Linked DNA regions of Homo sapiens: all the other regions are linked to region 3. A link is an interaction called in ENCODE POLR2A ChIA-PET data of the cell type or tissue named here. Cell type or tissue: MCF 10A. All regions are shown on one strand.

Region 1 (4,000 bases), 140 kb after region 3:
AATAAAACAAGAACTTCCGTCTTAAAATTGTAGTGGTGGAATTCATCCTTCGGGATGTATTAGGTGATTCCCCTAGGACGACAGCTGAGTTACAGGGGGCTAAATATACCCTCCCCTTTTCCCTCCAATATCACAAAGAGCCCCAAAAACGGATTTTGTTGTTTTTAACAAATAAAATACACATGAAAAAAAGTCATCTATAGGTTTTTATATATAATCTCATCTTCTAAAACACTCATTCTCCTTCACTAGCTAGGCCGAGGTATAATGCGGTCTTAACTTTATAACCATTTACTGCCTTATTTATATATTTATGATTCTTTGATGCCTTCTAGCTTGAGTCTAAACTGCGTTGGGAACAAAGCACCGCACAAATCACCAGCCTGGGATAAGAGGAGACAAGTTAAAACCTCCCAAGAAGATTCTGTAGATATTTGGTCTCTCTGAGTCTGTAGAGAGTTTGGTATTTCAAAGGTCAGTCTTGGGTCTCTCCACTTTGATGACTAATGTTAAATTGTTTGACTTTTTACAAAAATATTTAGCTGTGCTTATTTACATCATTTCATCCTCAGCGCACACAGTAGGCATGTATTTGTTGAACAGAAGCCCTAAATGGATGAGAAAAAAGATATTTCTGCTACACATTTTCTCAAGATCGAGAAAGGTAAAATCACAACCCAATTTGCAGAAGTTTCTAGGCATTCCTTTTCAATGTAAAGCTATGCATCTCTGTTTAAAAAAGAAAAGGATGACACAACCAAACAATGTCAACCACACAATGGGGAAATTCCAGGATCACTAAGAAAACACCATTATCCTAAGTCACACATTTTCATTTAATACTGGTTACCACACAGGAGAGAGTAAGAACTGCTGTCTCCCCACCCACTCGCACAATCCATCTGGGAAAAGCATGGGCAGAACATTTATGATCTAACCATACCACATCTTGGACTCACATTTAACCCTTTGGAGAATTAGTCTAAAGAGTATGTCCGCCCAGAGATATAAAGTAAAACAGACACAGGGATAACAGTTTTGGAAGAAATTTTTATGACGCTGTTTGAGATTGGGCATCAGCACTCAAACTCCTTAGACCACCAGGAGTCATTCTTACTACGCAACTTTAATAAAGAGAAACTGAGAGTATGACTGGCAAAAATATTATGATGTTTCTGCATCTTGTTAACCTGATTTACACTTGGCTCCACCCATAAAGTTCCCACTGATTATCACACGGCATCCTCATTCTCCAGTCTCACCTACTCTGTCTTTCAAAAATTCCCCAACGGCATGGCCACGAAAAATATGCGGGGGCTAGCGGGGCATGTCTCAGGTTGGCTTATCCTGTCCCTAAAACGCACCCACTTCCCCCAGACCCTCCTTCAGGGTGGGCAGGGAGAAAACGCTTCTAAGTTGCACAGCTGCAGGGAAGCCTGCTCAGGTCATGTTTTTTTGACTTGTCTTTCGGCTCGCTGTCTGGCAAGGTCACCGGCTCTGGCTCGCGGCTCTGTCGACAAAACTTAACTCTCACTCTGTAAGACCAACAGGTCGCGCAGGACCTCCCCAGTCGCCCTCTGCCCCGCACCTTTCTGGGCCTGAGGATTCCCGGCTCGGCCCTCCCCGCGCGCGCGAGGCCCCAGATGGCGAGGGCGCAGCTCCCTGGCTCACCTGACCACGTTGGGGTGCTCGAAGGTCTCCAGGTGCCTCAGCACCGCCACCTCGCGGATGGTGGAGAGCGGCATGCCCTCCTCGCCGGTCTGCACCCGCACGCGCTTCAACGCCACGAAACGGCCTCCGTTCTTCAAGTCGCGGGCCTTGAACACCTTCCCATAGGCGCCCTCCCCGATCTCCGCCACGCATTCGTACTGCTGGTCAGCGCGGCACAGGCCGTCCTTCTCCATGCCGCCTGGACGCCGCCCGCCGCGGCGCCGCTGGGGCGGGCGGGGGGTGCGCTCAACTAGCTGGCGGCCGCCGCTCGCCTACTCCGGGGCTCCCCGGAGATCGGTCTAGCTTTACTTGCTCCCCGCCGGCTCAGGCGCTCGGGCGCTGGGGCTTTCGCCGCTGCAGAAGCTGGATGGAGAGACCTCCCCGCGGGGCTGGCGTAACCCTGGTGCCGCCGCCGCGAAACTCCGCCTGCAGAGTCGCCGCCGCCGCCGCCGCCGGAGGAGCGAGCCGATCCCTCCTCTTCCCTCCTCGAAGCGAAGTCCTCAACACAGACACGATTACATAGCCTCTGCCCAAGCGCGTCTCAGTCCAGAATCATTGCACCTAAAGGAGGAGACGGGAGGATAAGAAGAAAGTGCAATCAGACAGCCCAGAAGCCTTCCTCGGGGTTCCTCCAGACTCCCCTCCTCCTCCTTTACGAAGCCTCCATCGCTACCCTCCGCGCGCTCCTGCCCTCTCCCAAGCCGCTTAATCCTTCCTGGTTCCTCCGAGAAAAGCGAAGTTACTTTTCTTTCCCTGCAGGGCTGAAGCCGTCTTCGCGCGGAGAGGTTGCAGGGGCCCCTCGGGGATGAGCGAGCGGCGCGGGACGCAGTGGAACGGGAGGGGGCGTGCCGAGCAGCCCAGAGTGTGCCGGGAGCGCGGGGGAGGGGAGGCGCCGGGCACGTCAATGTCACGGCTTAATATTTATCCCTATATCATTGTGTTGCGCCGCTACCCTCCCCGCCTCCTGAGGCCCGGACGTGCAGGGAGACGGGGTCCAGGGGTGCCGGAGGGCGTTCAGGGGTCGCGCACAAGCTGGAGCGGAAGGACTGTGGGTCCATCCGTGTGGGGCCGCAGAATGTGGGTGGGGGCTCCCAGGACCCTGTAACCCGATGCTGGGAGTGTGCGAGAAGGGGTGGTCAGACATCTGCTCAGAAATTGCTTCCTTTCTTTCTACTTTCAGTTTTTCTACGAGGAGACATTTAAAAACGACTCGCATACACAAATGGTCTTTTTGGGGTAAAGGAGTCTCGGTTGGAAACGGAATTCTCTCTCCGGCTGGGAGGACCTCCCTGGTGGAAACCTTGGGAAGACCAGCCATCTGGTCGGGGAGGGTTGGGGCTTATCGGGGGTGGGCGAGCGAGCGGTCCTGGGGGAGGGGAGACACCGTCCCCCACGGGATCCCAAGGGTGGGAGAAAGGGGTGTTCGCCACAATTTCGCTTGTCGTCTCCTTAAAGAATAACTTCAGGAAGGGGATAGCATAATCGCGCCTCGTCCTTAAGTTTTAAACTGATTTCGACCTGAGCAAAACTCAACCTCCCTTTCAAAGGGTGGGGGGTGGGGGGTTAAATCCTGCGCCTCCAGGGGTGAGAGAGAAGGTCTCTGTCCTCGGGGCCCGGACTCGCGAACCTTTTCCCATTCCCAGGACCTCCCCGCTGTAGGTAGCAGAGGTGGCTGCCCCATTCCCCCTCCGGCTAAAGGCCCGGTCCAGTCTGCAGCCGGACGCCCCCGGAGCCCTCTGCACAACAAAGCGCCAGAGTAGGGTACCCTAACTTTCCCTCCCCATTCAGCAGCTATCTGGGACCTAGGGGGCCTCCCTCCTCCAGGGCCGCCGCGGCCTCGGCAGGACTTTCACCACGACGGCCGCATGTCCGGAATTCCCGGGGCACCTCGGAATTACCTGCCTCGCAACCGCTGGCCCGCTCGCCTTTTGCCAGGAATTAAACAAACGGCGCGACCCCCACGATGAGCGGGTGGAGCGGACCGCGGCGAGAGCAGAGCTTCTGGCACTCACTACATTCAGAACTTTCCTTAAAAGCCGAGGAAAGAGCCCCCAGGGACTGCCCGGGGGTCTGAGCCAGGTCGAGGGCCACACAGGTAGCCGGGGAGCCGCCGCCGGCCGCCCAACCCGCCTGTCCTGCATCCCCCCAACCCCCTCCCGCTCGAGTCTAGCCCCGGGCTCCGCAGCGAAGGAAGCGTCGGGGACGTCCCACCCCCGCAGGGAACTGCGCCTGCTGCCCCCGCCGGGCCCCGCACTGCCCTGGCTCTCCCCCCACTCGCCCCCCAGACGGT
Region 2 (4,000 bases), 70 kb after region 3:
TCTCCATGTTTTGCCATATTGTTGAATTCCTGGGCTCAAGTGATGCGTCCTCCTTGGTCTCCTAGAGTGTTGGGATAACAGGTGTGCACCACTGCGCCCAGCCCACTTTGTCATTTCTGACATTCAAGGAATTCTCTTTTACTCCCTAAACTCCAAGTGTCACAGTGCCCAGATGCTAAGTCCTTAATTAAATATATGAATCCATATTCAGGCCAACCTCTCCTCCTCACTTGATTTACCGTAAGAATCAATCTTTCAGGACAATTTTGCTTCTAGAGGGTGATGATGAGGAAGAGGAAGAACAGAATGACAGTAACTACAACATTATTCTACATACTGAAGACACCAGATTCTCATAACTGGCACTATGGGGTTTGCAAGGCTTCATTATACAACTTTTTGTGAAACCACATATTCATTCAACAATTACTTACTAGAACCAGTAATTACTTACTTAACTGCAATGAAACGATTGTTTAATTTTTTCCACCTTGCTTAGGAATGAGGAATAAGATACTATCTCAGATAACTGATGGATACCTACTTTGTATGCCTTTCACTGATTTAAAATTTTGTAATGACAATATTGCAAATTGTTGGCAATTGCTCTAGTAGAATGGTCCTTTTTTTCAACTTAATATATATGGGCATCTGAAATTTCTGGGTAAGAATGATAAAATCCAAATGAATAAATATAGTATAGTACTTCAAAGATTTAAAAAAATAACTTATTCCTTTGAAGCTTCTAGTTCTCGTGATGGGAATGGGGAAGACAGCATACAATTGGGATATAGGGAAAGTAATTTTAAAATGAAAAACATGTATCACTACAAAATTATTTTTTAGATATATACTCCTGAGATACGAGAATAGGGTCTAAAATTCATGACATCCATCCGTCTCTTCACTGAGCTTAGTTCTCCATCCTTGGTATAAAACATATTTAAGCGTCCCACCCCGGGGAAGAACAATTTCTGGAATTCAGTTAGTATTTTTGGAATTAGTACTATTTTAAGGAGAATATATCTTATAGTTTTGGTAGGATCAGTTATTGGTTTTAGACTATTTCTAAACCAAGCTATATTCTTAGCTACAACACAGATAATCCCAGAATCCCGGCCCACCACAGAGAACTGAATGCGCAAGTGCAAAGTGAATGTGCCAAGATACAACATACCTTCAGCTTATTTTTCTGTAATATAAATATTTAAAAATTTTATCCTTGAAAAAGTACCATTTCCTGGCTTGTACAATGGTGGTATTGATGCATACATTTCTGAGTTAATTAGAAGATAAACACCTAGTACAGTTACAAACACATGTTTACTGAGGATCCCCTATGTTCCAGGCAGTATGCTGGCCCTGGAGCTAGTGCAATGGACTAGAGTCTTGACTTAAAGTCTCATCTAGTTGGGAAAGATTAAAAAACAAACATAAAAAATAAATGAGATAATTTCAGCTAAGTGCTATGAAGAAGAAGATAAAATAGGATAATGTGGTGTAATGTGATAAACTATAACTAGATGTGGAGTTGTAGCTGAGAGGGTCAGAGAAGGAATGATGAAGACATGACATGAGCTAGAGGGTGTGGAGCATTCCAAACAGATGAAAAATCAGCACGGACAAATGCCGAGCTAGAAGCAAGCTGGAGGAACAGAAAGAAGGCCACTGTGGCTGGAGAACCGTGGGCCCAAGGAAGAGTGGAGGCAGATCAGAAAGGCAGGGGGTGGGGAGCACTAGATCATGTAGGACTTCTGATTTTATTCTACAGGTCATGAGAAACCACTGGAGCTAAGTTTTCAGTAGGGAAGTTAGATAATTTTATTTCTGCTTTAATAAGGTCCCTCTGGTTGTTATACAGAGGATGGTCCATAAAGGGGCAGGAGCAGAAGTGGTGTGTTGAGTTAGGAAGCTGGTTGATGGGTTAAACTAGAACTATAGCAATGAAGATATTGAGAAGTAGTCAGATTGGGGATATCTTTTGGGGATAACACCAAAAGCACTTACTGATGGATTGGATGAAGACTGTGAAGGAAAGCAAAAAATCAAGAATTATGCCTAAACTTGGGGCTCAAACAACTGGCAGATAGGGAAGGCTTGAGTTTGGCAGAGGATTCTCGGTCAATGTTTTACATGGTTAGCTGACTATCTGTACCAAGAGCATGTGGGAGACGTCAGGCTGGAGAATAGGTATTTGAAGATTCTGGACTAAATGACATCACTTGATTAGAAAGTGTAGCCAAGGAAAAGAAGAAGGCTGACAGTGAAGCCTTGGATGTTCCCATGTTTAGAGGAAGAAGAGCCAAAAAAAGAGACTGCAACCAAGGAGTTTAGCACAGGCTAAATTTAGATGAGAAATAGCCTTCCTTCTACGCAGAAGAGCACTCTGCTATCTGTTGCCATGGTGATATAAACGGGTATATACTACCTGCAAGTTTTAATGGACTTTGTAAACAGATTCAATGCCTAGGGTGAGGAAGCATTTTCTAAAGAGATTCTAACTTATCTGTTATTAGCTGAATCTAAGTGTCATTTGCCTATTTAGTGAGTCATTATTTATTTAGTGAGTCAGTCTTACAGTACCTTTAGAAAGAAACTAGCTTTTCTTAAACCCATATTTCCTATCCCCCTACCACCACTATCAACCCCCTGTACCCCACCAAAGGTTCCCTTGGCTCTGCATAGCTCTGCCCCAGCTTCCTTTTAGTCCCTGGCTTTAGGCTGTCTCCAACCTAAGTCCCAAGATTCTTTCATTTTTAGTTCTGCTGCTCTTTTACATTAATGTAGCTTTTTATAGGATTGGAGATTTTAAAAAACCTACTAAATAGCTGTTATATTTTTTGTTAGGATACATACACATGCATAATTCTGTCCTCTTTCTCTTCTGATATTTTCAGCTACTATAAGGGTTAGGAATTTGCAAAAGGATTTATTTCTGAGAGTCTTCAGAATCTAGACTGCATAAAAATGTTCTCCTTTAAGAAGTTGCTTGAGTTACTGAGTTTTCCCTTGGAATGAAAGATACTTGAAAGCACAATATGTATGTTCCTGATTGGAGCAGAGGGAAACAAATGGAAATTATTAGTAAGATTACACTGAAATCTTACTAATTAGAAAGGTTACACTGAAGATTTTATTTCTCTCTACACTTTAGATCTGGGCTTCTGACTTTAGTAGTATAAACTCCCACAGTTGTTAGAGCTCACTCACTCTACATTTCCCCCTGAATTTGGAATATACTCAGTATTGACTCACTATTCTTCCATCCTTCAAATCATCTCTCCTATTCCACTCAGTGGTCAGCTGCTGGCACTGCTTTGATTTATCCCCCTGTCTACTCTCAGGCTGGCTGCTTAATTTTTGCTTAGCAGTATAGTCTTTAAAAAAAAACCCCAAATTTCAAAACTCTCAGTATGTGTGGGGGCAGAGGGGTGCAGAGTGGGGAGGGGCAGTAAAGTTGTGGTTTCTGTGGAGAAAATATTTCTTTGGAGTCAAAAGACTATATTAAAAGCTCGTCTTCCACAGAATATAGGTCACATTCCTGGTAAAAGTTTGGATGCCTGTTTTTTAAAAAAAACAGAATGTCTCTAAACACCATAGTTAATATACTATAAGTGATATACTTTGAATAAGGCATAATAAGGGTCTACAATGTGCATAAATCAACTAGGTAAAACATTATAATAACCAATACTGTAAAAAGCTACATTAATGGAGAAGGGCAGAAGAACTAAAAATGAAAGAATCTTGGGACTCAGGTTGGAGAGAGCCTAAGGCCAGGGTAAGCTGGGGCAGAGTTCTGGAGAGACAAGGGATGCTGAAGGTGGGAGGCTGATAGCGGTGGTGGGAGTTTGTAGAGGGGTAAACAGTGAAAACAAAGGATATAGAAAACACAGGGTCTTGAGTGCCAAAAAGAAAATAAACTGGGAAACCACGTTCGCAAGTTAAAAGCCTTGAAAGATCTACTATACTGTGAGGAGTGAACTATTTTAAGTCAAAT
Region 3 (4,000 bases):
TGATGCTGTTCACAGAAACTTGACATTTACAGAAATCAAACTTTAACCAAGAGGAAAACTGAAAGAACATTAATAATTACTCAATATAATTTGTGATTCCATAAAGCAAAATTGGAATTCCAGAAGAGCCTGTGAAGAACCTTTAAGAGTTATTTAGCCTGAGTGGCAAAAGGCAAAGCCACATATCACTTATCAATGTAGCTACAGGCTAGAGAACAATCATGTCTGCATGTCATGTAACATGGGAGAGGCTGTTGTCTGTCTCGTGTTCTTTTCAGAATCAAGCATCATTGTTCAAACAGAAATGTGTAGTGATTGCGCTTCATTAGGTAAGCATCCAAATTTATTACAAAATATGCTCAGAGTGGCCATTTCAGAAGACATGTCTGTCTCTGAAATAGAAAATTATATATATATAAAAAGACCACAGCAAAAAGGAATGACATGGGATATAATTTTTCTGTTCCTACCTATTGAAATATATCTCTGGTTCGTGTCTTTAGAAATTACCAAAGAGAAAAAGATGATCTCAAATGACTGAAATTACTTATAGACAGAAGGATATTAACCTCCTACGACATATTAAAAAGTTTGGGAGGGAGAAATTTAAGCTACACATGATATCTCTGGAAATTCCATTCTGTTTCATGCAAATGATCAGTGAAAGTTATAATGATACAAAGTTATGTCAATAATAGACTTTTAAAGAACCAGGTATAAATGGCAGTGTAAATATACAAATCATCTTGGTTTCTTTTAAATATTACCAAACAAATATGATCCTAGGACTAAGGCAGAAATTAGGGGGAAAAAGTCTCATAGCTTCTTTGTTGGTGATTAAGGGACCCTGAGGTAAAAAAAAAAAAAAGAAAGAAAGAAAGAAAGAAAAAAACCAACAAAAATCAAGAAGCAATGCTCAAGGTAATAAGTGCTTTCATGTTTCCAGTTCTCATATCTGAGGGCACTGGATCAAGCTAAAGGACAAAGAGATAAGGACAATATTGCAAGTTACAAACAAATGGCAGATAAAAGAGCTCTTCTGGGTTCTGATTAAGTGACAGCATTCTACACATTCTTTTGACTTGAGAAAGTCAGACTAAGAGCAGCGGCTAAGTTCCATGTGAAGCCCCGCTAAATAAGCGTATCTGCATGCTTTCACATTCTGGCAGGACAGGATTCCTCCCCTTTCATTGAACAGAGACATGTTCTCTGGGCTCACAGCAATAATGCGCCTCTGCTTCAACTTCCATAAAAAAGCATAAATGTATATGCTGAAAGCACAGAGAAGTTTTGTGCTTTGGGACGAGGTGGCTGGGAGCCAATGTTTACAATCCCCTGGGTGGGGAAGGCAGGCTGAAAGGCTCAGGACGGCAGGCTTTAAAAGTCTTTGCTGTTGCCGCCAGTGACCTTCGCCTCTGTTTTCAAAGCAGCTCTCACGTTAACCCCTTGGATTCTGTGTGCACTGGAGCTGCACAAAGGAAATACCTTTCTTTGAAGGACACCTCTCTCACGCACATCGGTTTCTGATTTCAGTTGGAGCAGCTCAGAAACACTGGATTAAGAAAGAAGCATGTATTCAATCTGCTGTCAGACCCACGGACATGTCAGCGGTATTGGATCTGGGTTTCGGAGTGTGCTCTGTTGTACAAAGTGAAAGTTTCCAGCTTTAGGCAATGGACTCAAGGTTATAAACCAGGGGATTGTGAAACATGAGCATATTTGGTCTCCAGGGGAGAAGGAAGCATCCAATTTATGCAGAAATGCTCTTTTCCCAGCTAGCCAATGAGAGGCGAGGCTACAAGAGTGGGCTTCCTATTGGGATCTCCTGACTAGAAGAATGGTGCTTAAAATTAAAGACAGGCTAAATTGCTAACAGGCCAACTTAAAAAGCAGCTGAAGAGAAAACACCAATTGTAAAAATGAAAAGGGAGTTTTCCCGTTATGAAATCAAAGCTGACCACATTTAGCTTATTATTATATGTTGTTGTTTCACGGGGAAAGAATTAATAATCTTTTATTCTTAATGCTAAGAAGATCCTACAAAATCTTACCATATATGTGTATTTTTTTAATAGTCTTTACTAAGTTACTCAAATGATGATATTCAAGAGTGGTATTATTTAAGGCCTCAAAATGTTTTCAGGACACAAGATTTACTTTGAAAAAACTGGTTTGATATGTCAGGGACCAGATCAAATGATTTACTTTGAAAAAACTGGTTCGATATGTCAGGGACTAGAACAAACGCTTTGGTCTATGAGAAATTTTGTGGATTTAAAGATGTTTGTCATCTAAACATTGATCATCATGGACAGTGTCACCCCTTTATTGAATGGACAGCATATGGAATCCTGGGGTCATGAATTGTGCAATTCTAATATTCAGAGTCTATGAACTCCTAACACATTTCCTGTCTTCAAGAGGATTAAGATTTCTGGAGAAGAAAATGAAAAGCAACATACACCAGAAAATTTAACCGATTCGCAAAAAAGTCATTAAGTCTTACTAAAATCATCCAATCAAATATGAGACAGGAATGAGAGAGAGAATTTTCTCTTCACATTTGGAGATGAAGCCTGGCCTCTACGTTACCAGGCAGCCATCTATAATGTCACAAAGTACATGTATACTATAGCTGGAAGTCATCTTAGGAATATTTGAGAGAACTGTTTTTCAGGACTAATAATTGGCTCTTAATAAGTGCTTCGGAAGACAGTTAATAACATTTCAGCTTCTCGAAGAATGCTTAATAGTAATCATAACTATCGGCCTGGCTTTCATTACAGACCAAACAACCTGTTCCTTGTTATCTATTGTGGAAGTCAATGGTGATTAAGTAAATATATTTTACTCTAATGCAGAAACTGACTAGAAGGAATGTTTTGAGAAGCTCAAAGAAACCCCAGAGCTGCACAACAGAGAAGACATAGCCAAAGAAAAACAGTCGAAGTTTATCAAGAGTCTTCCGTACGCCTGGCACTTCACTAAGGACTTCACACATTTTATGTTACTTAAACATAAAAACTTGTGAGATAGGCACATAATTTTTTACCCATATTTTAGGTAAGATACTGATATTCAAACATGTTAATAACTACAGTAGTCCCACAACTAGCCACTTGTCAGAGATACAATCCAAACCCAGGTCTAACTCCAGAGTCTGCAAGTAACCACTGAGTATGACAACCATGCAGGCAGACAGCCCTCTACCACTGCAGAGAAGCCCCCGGGAAACATATTTCACAGCTCTAACCAATTGGTGTACATTGCAATTACTATTTTATTGGGGACTCCAAGGCATGTCAATCTTTTAAGAAGGAGGCTGTGTTCAGTTGGAGATTTTTCATCGTATTACTGAATTAAAAGTCACATATGACTTCTATCAGAGGTGAAGAAGCTGCAATACTTGGTTTCTGCAATAGATTTACTAACATTTATATATTAATTTCACATTTTAAATGGAATCTAAAAGTAGCAGATGAAATTATGCTATCACAAATTTTCATGTTTTACAAGCCAGTTGGAAAATGTTTTATTCACAGGCTACAGGATCCATATTCTCATCATTCCCAGTCTGGGCCCCTCACTCCTACCCAAAGCTTTTAAGATGTTGTTTCTTATTTGTCTCCATAAATGAATCTTGTCTTAAAAAAAAAACTGCTGTGAAATCAAAGAAAATAATTGTTGCCATCTTTTACAGTAATGACATGTCACTTAAAAAGTTTTCAGCTTAGACTCCGTTTTCTGAAGCAGCTTCTATGAACTAATAACCTAACAGCTCTCCATGAACTTTAATTATTGCAATAGAATTATTAGGCACCACCAGTTACAACTGAACTCCTCCACACACAGTATAAAGTTAAAACTGTACAAATGAAGCCAAAATATGCACAGCTAAAAGGAATGTTACAGGGGGGCCTCTCTTAGCGAACAAAGCAAGCTCAGTTTGGCTCTTTTTCCCTCGCGCTACCACATCCGCACATCGTTAGCTGGAAAATTC
Region 4 (4,000 bases), 110 kb after region 3:
GATACACATCTCCTTATAAATATATCTACATAATTATATGTAAGTTTATATCTATCTAAAAATAAAATGTATTTAACTCTGCATCTCTCTATATAGATATATATCAATATATATAATAGGTATAGATATAAATACATATTATTTTTCTTCTGGTTTCTCATTATTTTATTCTCCACCTAAACTTCCTGCTTGCCCTTCACTAGTACTATCTCAACCTTTCCCTCCATAAATAAATTTAAAAAGTGAAATTTTATACCTAACCAAGCATAATTCAGCAATTGACTTCGTGTTTCCATTGGACATGACACAAGGCCTTCTCTTATCTATCATGATGAACAGTCAAACGGTATAACCAAGCGAAAATTTTATTAACTATAATTCTCTAGTAGCAAGCATAGGCATCATTCATCATAACTACCATTTTATTAGGGTACAATAAAGGATATATCTTGAAGTATCTTCTCAATGCTCAACAAAGATTAAATTATGAGTTTTAGTGTTAAGTGTATTTTATCACATTCTAATCCTTTGAAAAGGGGACTCAGAAGAGATGGCAACTTTCTAATAACTAAGCTTTCTTATTAACTGGACTGCTCTATTCCTCAATTACGCAAGTTAACAGATGACTCCCCTGTAAATTAAAAAGAAAATAAAAAAAACTAGACACCTCATATGGTATTTTTCTTCTTTATGTTTAGTGATAGTTAAGTAGAACTCCTGCTATTGCTCAATACACAGAACACTCATTAAATCAGCAGATGAGTAAAATGCAAAGTGAACCAAAATGCCAGTTACTGTGTTGCTGCGGGGCAGCATCAGAAGCCTGCAGTCTGAAGCATATGCTCCCAATTCTCAGATTTCTATAGCAGCATCTGAGAGAACACACAAGAAAAGAGGGAGGTTTCTTTGCTTTTGCCTATATTGGCCAGTATTCTCACATTTAGAATGCTTGATACCATAAGGTATAGTCGGCCAAATAGTTTGGTAGAAATGTTACAGACAGATCTGAAACAAATGATTCACTTAAAGTGCCTTCTATAAAGTAAATGCTGCTTAAATAATTCACTATTAATTGGACAGGTATTCTGCCTAGTAAAAACTGTGTTTGTATATTCTGTTTATCTATCTTCTTGCATTATTTGCTATTTATTTAAATCATCAATGGAGTTAAATCCAATGTGCAATTTTCCAATGTCCTGAGCCCTTCTGAAAATTGTATGCTTTGGAATGAAATTCTTCATGTGATTTCTCAAGTATTTTGAGGTAGGGTGGTTAGATGAACAACCAGAACATAACCCATTTTCAGCTGGGAGGATAGTCAAATAAACAAAAATATGTTTCTGAATGAAAGATATTCAAAGGAATACATATTACTGCATATTTTCAGTATGATTATGTAACAAGACTCCATTTCAAAGCTAACTTTTTGTTTGGATTACATGTGCAAAAAGGTCAGGGCTATGTTTTCTGTAGGAATTTTTACTTTTGCTTATTTGGAAGCAGTTAAAGGGCCAGAAATCCTGGCTATTTAGAGGCCTCTGTAAAGATGAAAACACATAAACACATTTAACAATAAATATTTGTATTTTAAATATAGGCATATTTTTGCTATACTATAGCTATTTCCTTCACTGCAAACCACTGGTTTAAGATTTCCTTTAATAATGAAGATATATTTCTAAAGAAATATATCTAGATAATCTATAAAATGGTTTTTAAATTGTTTCATAAATTGTAAAACAAATTGGCTGTCAACATGGAGAAACTCTCAATAGCCCAGGAAAACTCAGGCTTAAAAAGTTTCAAGGTTTCCTGGAACTTTCAATGTTTTCTGAAAATTTTCATCTCCAAATGTGCTCAATGTTAATAATTTTAGAGTCTAAAAATTGTGGCTGATCCTAAATATAAAACTAATTGACAACGACAATCTGGTTTCACTCATGGTAGACCTATTCTGGACCATTCAGAAAGTGATGAGGGACCCAAGGGGCAGATCCACAATTACCTTCCCTTACTTGGCCTTACTGGTCACTAAGCCTTTCCTAAAACCAAAGCTGCAAACAGTGCAACTGAAGTTTGAACTCCATTTCCTTCCACTCCTGCCCTACTTATTAGGTTGCACAGAAACAATAAAAGACCAAATGAGTTATAGCAGGACTGCTCTTACTTGAGAGGTAAGGGTATATTTATTTATAGTCCAGGGTCAAAGCTACTTCCTTAGATTGTGACCATCTTAAGAACAAAAAGTATCTAATCCAGTGTGAAATATAATGGTTCATACCTAGTACCATTAACTAATTAAAAACAGAAAGGAAAGACTGCAAATTTTTGATGATGAAGAAACCAAAGGTTCCCTGAAACTCTCAGTTTGAACCAAGGTCATTCGATATCATTAGCCAGAGTGTGGCTGAAAAGAGAAACCAGGAAGTGCTGAGTCATCGTGAGCATATGCAACATCCTCGTCAGCACTTCTGGTGCCAGATTCAAAGGTATGCGTACTTCCTTTGACCTGCTACTCTTCCATCCTTTTCTCAGTAACGCAGGGTAGGTCATGGAAAGCTAACTGCCACCAAGTTGAGAAGCAGCATGAACCCTAACAAATAACACTACTTAACACTGTCAATTCTATATGCTGGTCTCTAGATATGGCTATGAAAATAGATTGTTTGAAAATATATATGCGTGTGTATGTGTGTGTATATGTATATCATTTACTATCTGTCAGAATTAAGCCATTATACCTCTAGTTTCCAGTAAGTCAAGATAGCTTCCTCTTCAAATAAACAGCATGCCTTTGTCAGCATGCAGTTTATGTGCATTTAATTTGCCAAGCAGGTCTTACTAAAACAGTCAAATCCAAATGACCTTTGCATGACTGAAACACTTGTAGTATTAGGTAGAAAAACTATATAATAGGGGAAATAACACCCTGGAGTCAAAAGGCTTGTGGTCTAGTCCTGACTCTGCCAGCAGACAGTTGACCTTGAGCAAGTCATTTACGTTGTCTGTTTCTTTATCTGCAAGACGGGAATAACAATCCTCCCCCAGTCTCCCTCACTGCTGCTGTGAACGTAATTATATTAACAGCACTTAAGAAGTAGACAACTGTCATGACGAAAAGAAGTGATGAATTCATTACATATTTTTTAAAAAACAAAACTTCAGTCTCAGGCTAGCTTCTATGCATTTTATTAGAAACATACAATAATTTTACTGGATTTGAATGTTTAAGTTGTCACCCAGGTTGGAAGTGACATAAGAAGATAAACAGTAATAGTAAGTAGATGGGCAGAATTCAATAGTAAAGGGCTATATAAATATACTTCAAAAAAAGCAATTATAGGCCGGGTGCAGTGGCTCACGCCTGTAATCCCAGCACTTTGGGAGGCTGAGGTGGGCGGATCACGAGGTCAAGAGATTGAGACCATCCTAGCCAACATGGCGAAACCCCATCTAAAAATACAACAATTAGCTGGGCATGGTGGTGCGTGCCTGTAGTCCCAGCTACTCAGGAGGGTGAGGCAGGAGAATTGCTTGAACCCAGGAGGCGGAGGTTGCAGTGAGCCGAGATCGCGCCCGGTGACAGAATGAGAACCCCCCCAGCGCCAAAGAAAAAAAAAGGCAATTATATAGGAGAAATATCAAAATAATACTTTATTGAGAGAAAGAAAATTTGAAGTAACATAAATAATCAGTACCCAGCATTTTCTCATAGAATTTCCACAGGTCTCCAGCATTGCTTTCTGCAGTATTTTACTCATTGGACATTCTTCAGCTATATAAATAAGCATTGTGAACGAGCCTGGGATTCAACTACAGTTATAATGTTGTATCTACTAGAAATCCTGAGTGCTCAAACCCCAATGTAGCAGGGTACTTTAGGCAAACATCGTTTTAGTCCCTTCACCATCCTTGTACACTGAGACACGTGGCTGAAAATATTTACGCCCTCCTTACCGTGTGTAAAAACAAAATGAAAAGATTCTTTCTTGGCCTTTGA

What was found. ChIA-PET counts read pairs that join two places held together with the same protein. Peaks named below come from ENCODE experiments on the same cell type or tissue, not always from the same donor. Only the 100,000 strongest peaks of a DNase experiment are listed, where the experiment ranks them.
Region 1: POLR2A ChIA-PET joins it to region 3 with 19 read pairs; 23 of 35 experiments call an interaction of 5 or more read pairs at or near these places.
Region 2: POLR2A ChIA-PET joins it to region 3 with 15 read pairs; 9 of 35 experiments call an interaction of 5 or more read pairs at or near these places.
Region 4: POLR2A ChIA-PET joins it to region 3 with 18 read pairs; 4 of 35 experiments call an interaction of 5 or more read pairs at or near these places.

Annotation. Positions count from the first base shown.
Region 1 is chr7:92,831,420-92,835,419 of GRCh38, forward strand. It overlaps CDK6 (cyclin dependent kinase 6), which reads right to left. Exons shown (of 8, transcript NM_001145306.2): 2 at 1,672-2,271. The coding sequence starts at 1,904. Among named protein-coding and RNA genes, the nearest start is that of CDK6-AS1, 3.1 kb to the right of the region's middle. RefSeq lists an enhancer at 1,402-1,902 and silencers at 1,721-2,040, 3,737-3,986. In MCF 10A, a CTCF peak has its summit at 1,715 (motif pointing left); DNase peaks (open chromatin) are centred at 852, 1,702, 2,302 and 2,562.
Region 2 is chr7:92,764,334-92,768,333 of GRCh38, forward strand. The region is part of intron 3 of CDK6 (cyclin dependent kinase 6); the gene reads right to left. Among named protein-coding and RNA genes, the nearest start is that of CDK6-AS1, 70 kb to the right of the region's middle. RefSeq lists an enhancer at 1-406. In MCF 10A, no CTCF peak of the experiment used is centred here; a DNase peak (open chromatin) is centred at 1,618.
Region 3 is chr7:92,694,418-92,698,417 of GRCh38, forward strand. All of the region lies in intron 4 of CDK6 (cyclin dependent kinase 6), which reads right to left. Among named protein-coding and RNA genes, the nearest start is that of FAM133B, 110 kb to the left of the region's middle. RefSeq lists an enhancer at 983-2,182. In MCF 10A, no CTCF peak of the experiment used is centred here; a DNase peak (open chromatin) is centred at 1,684.
Region 4 is chr7:92,807,449-92,811,448 of GRCh38, forward strand. All of the region lies in intron 2 of CDK6 (cyclin dependent kinase 6), which reads right to left. Among named protein-coding and RNA genes, the nearest start is that of CDK6-AS1, 27 kb to the right of the region's middle. RefSeq lists enhancers at 1,934-3,133, 2,122-2,171, 2,362-2,506, 2,622-2,731 and a cis regulatory region at 2,429-2,439. In MCF 10A, no CTCF peak of the experiment used is centred here; DNase peaks (open chromatin) are centred at 773 and 2,453.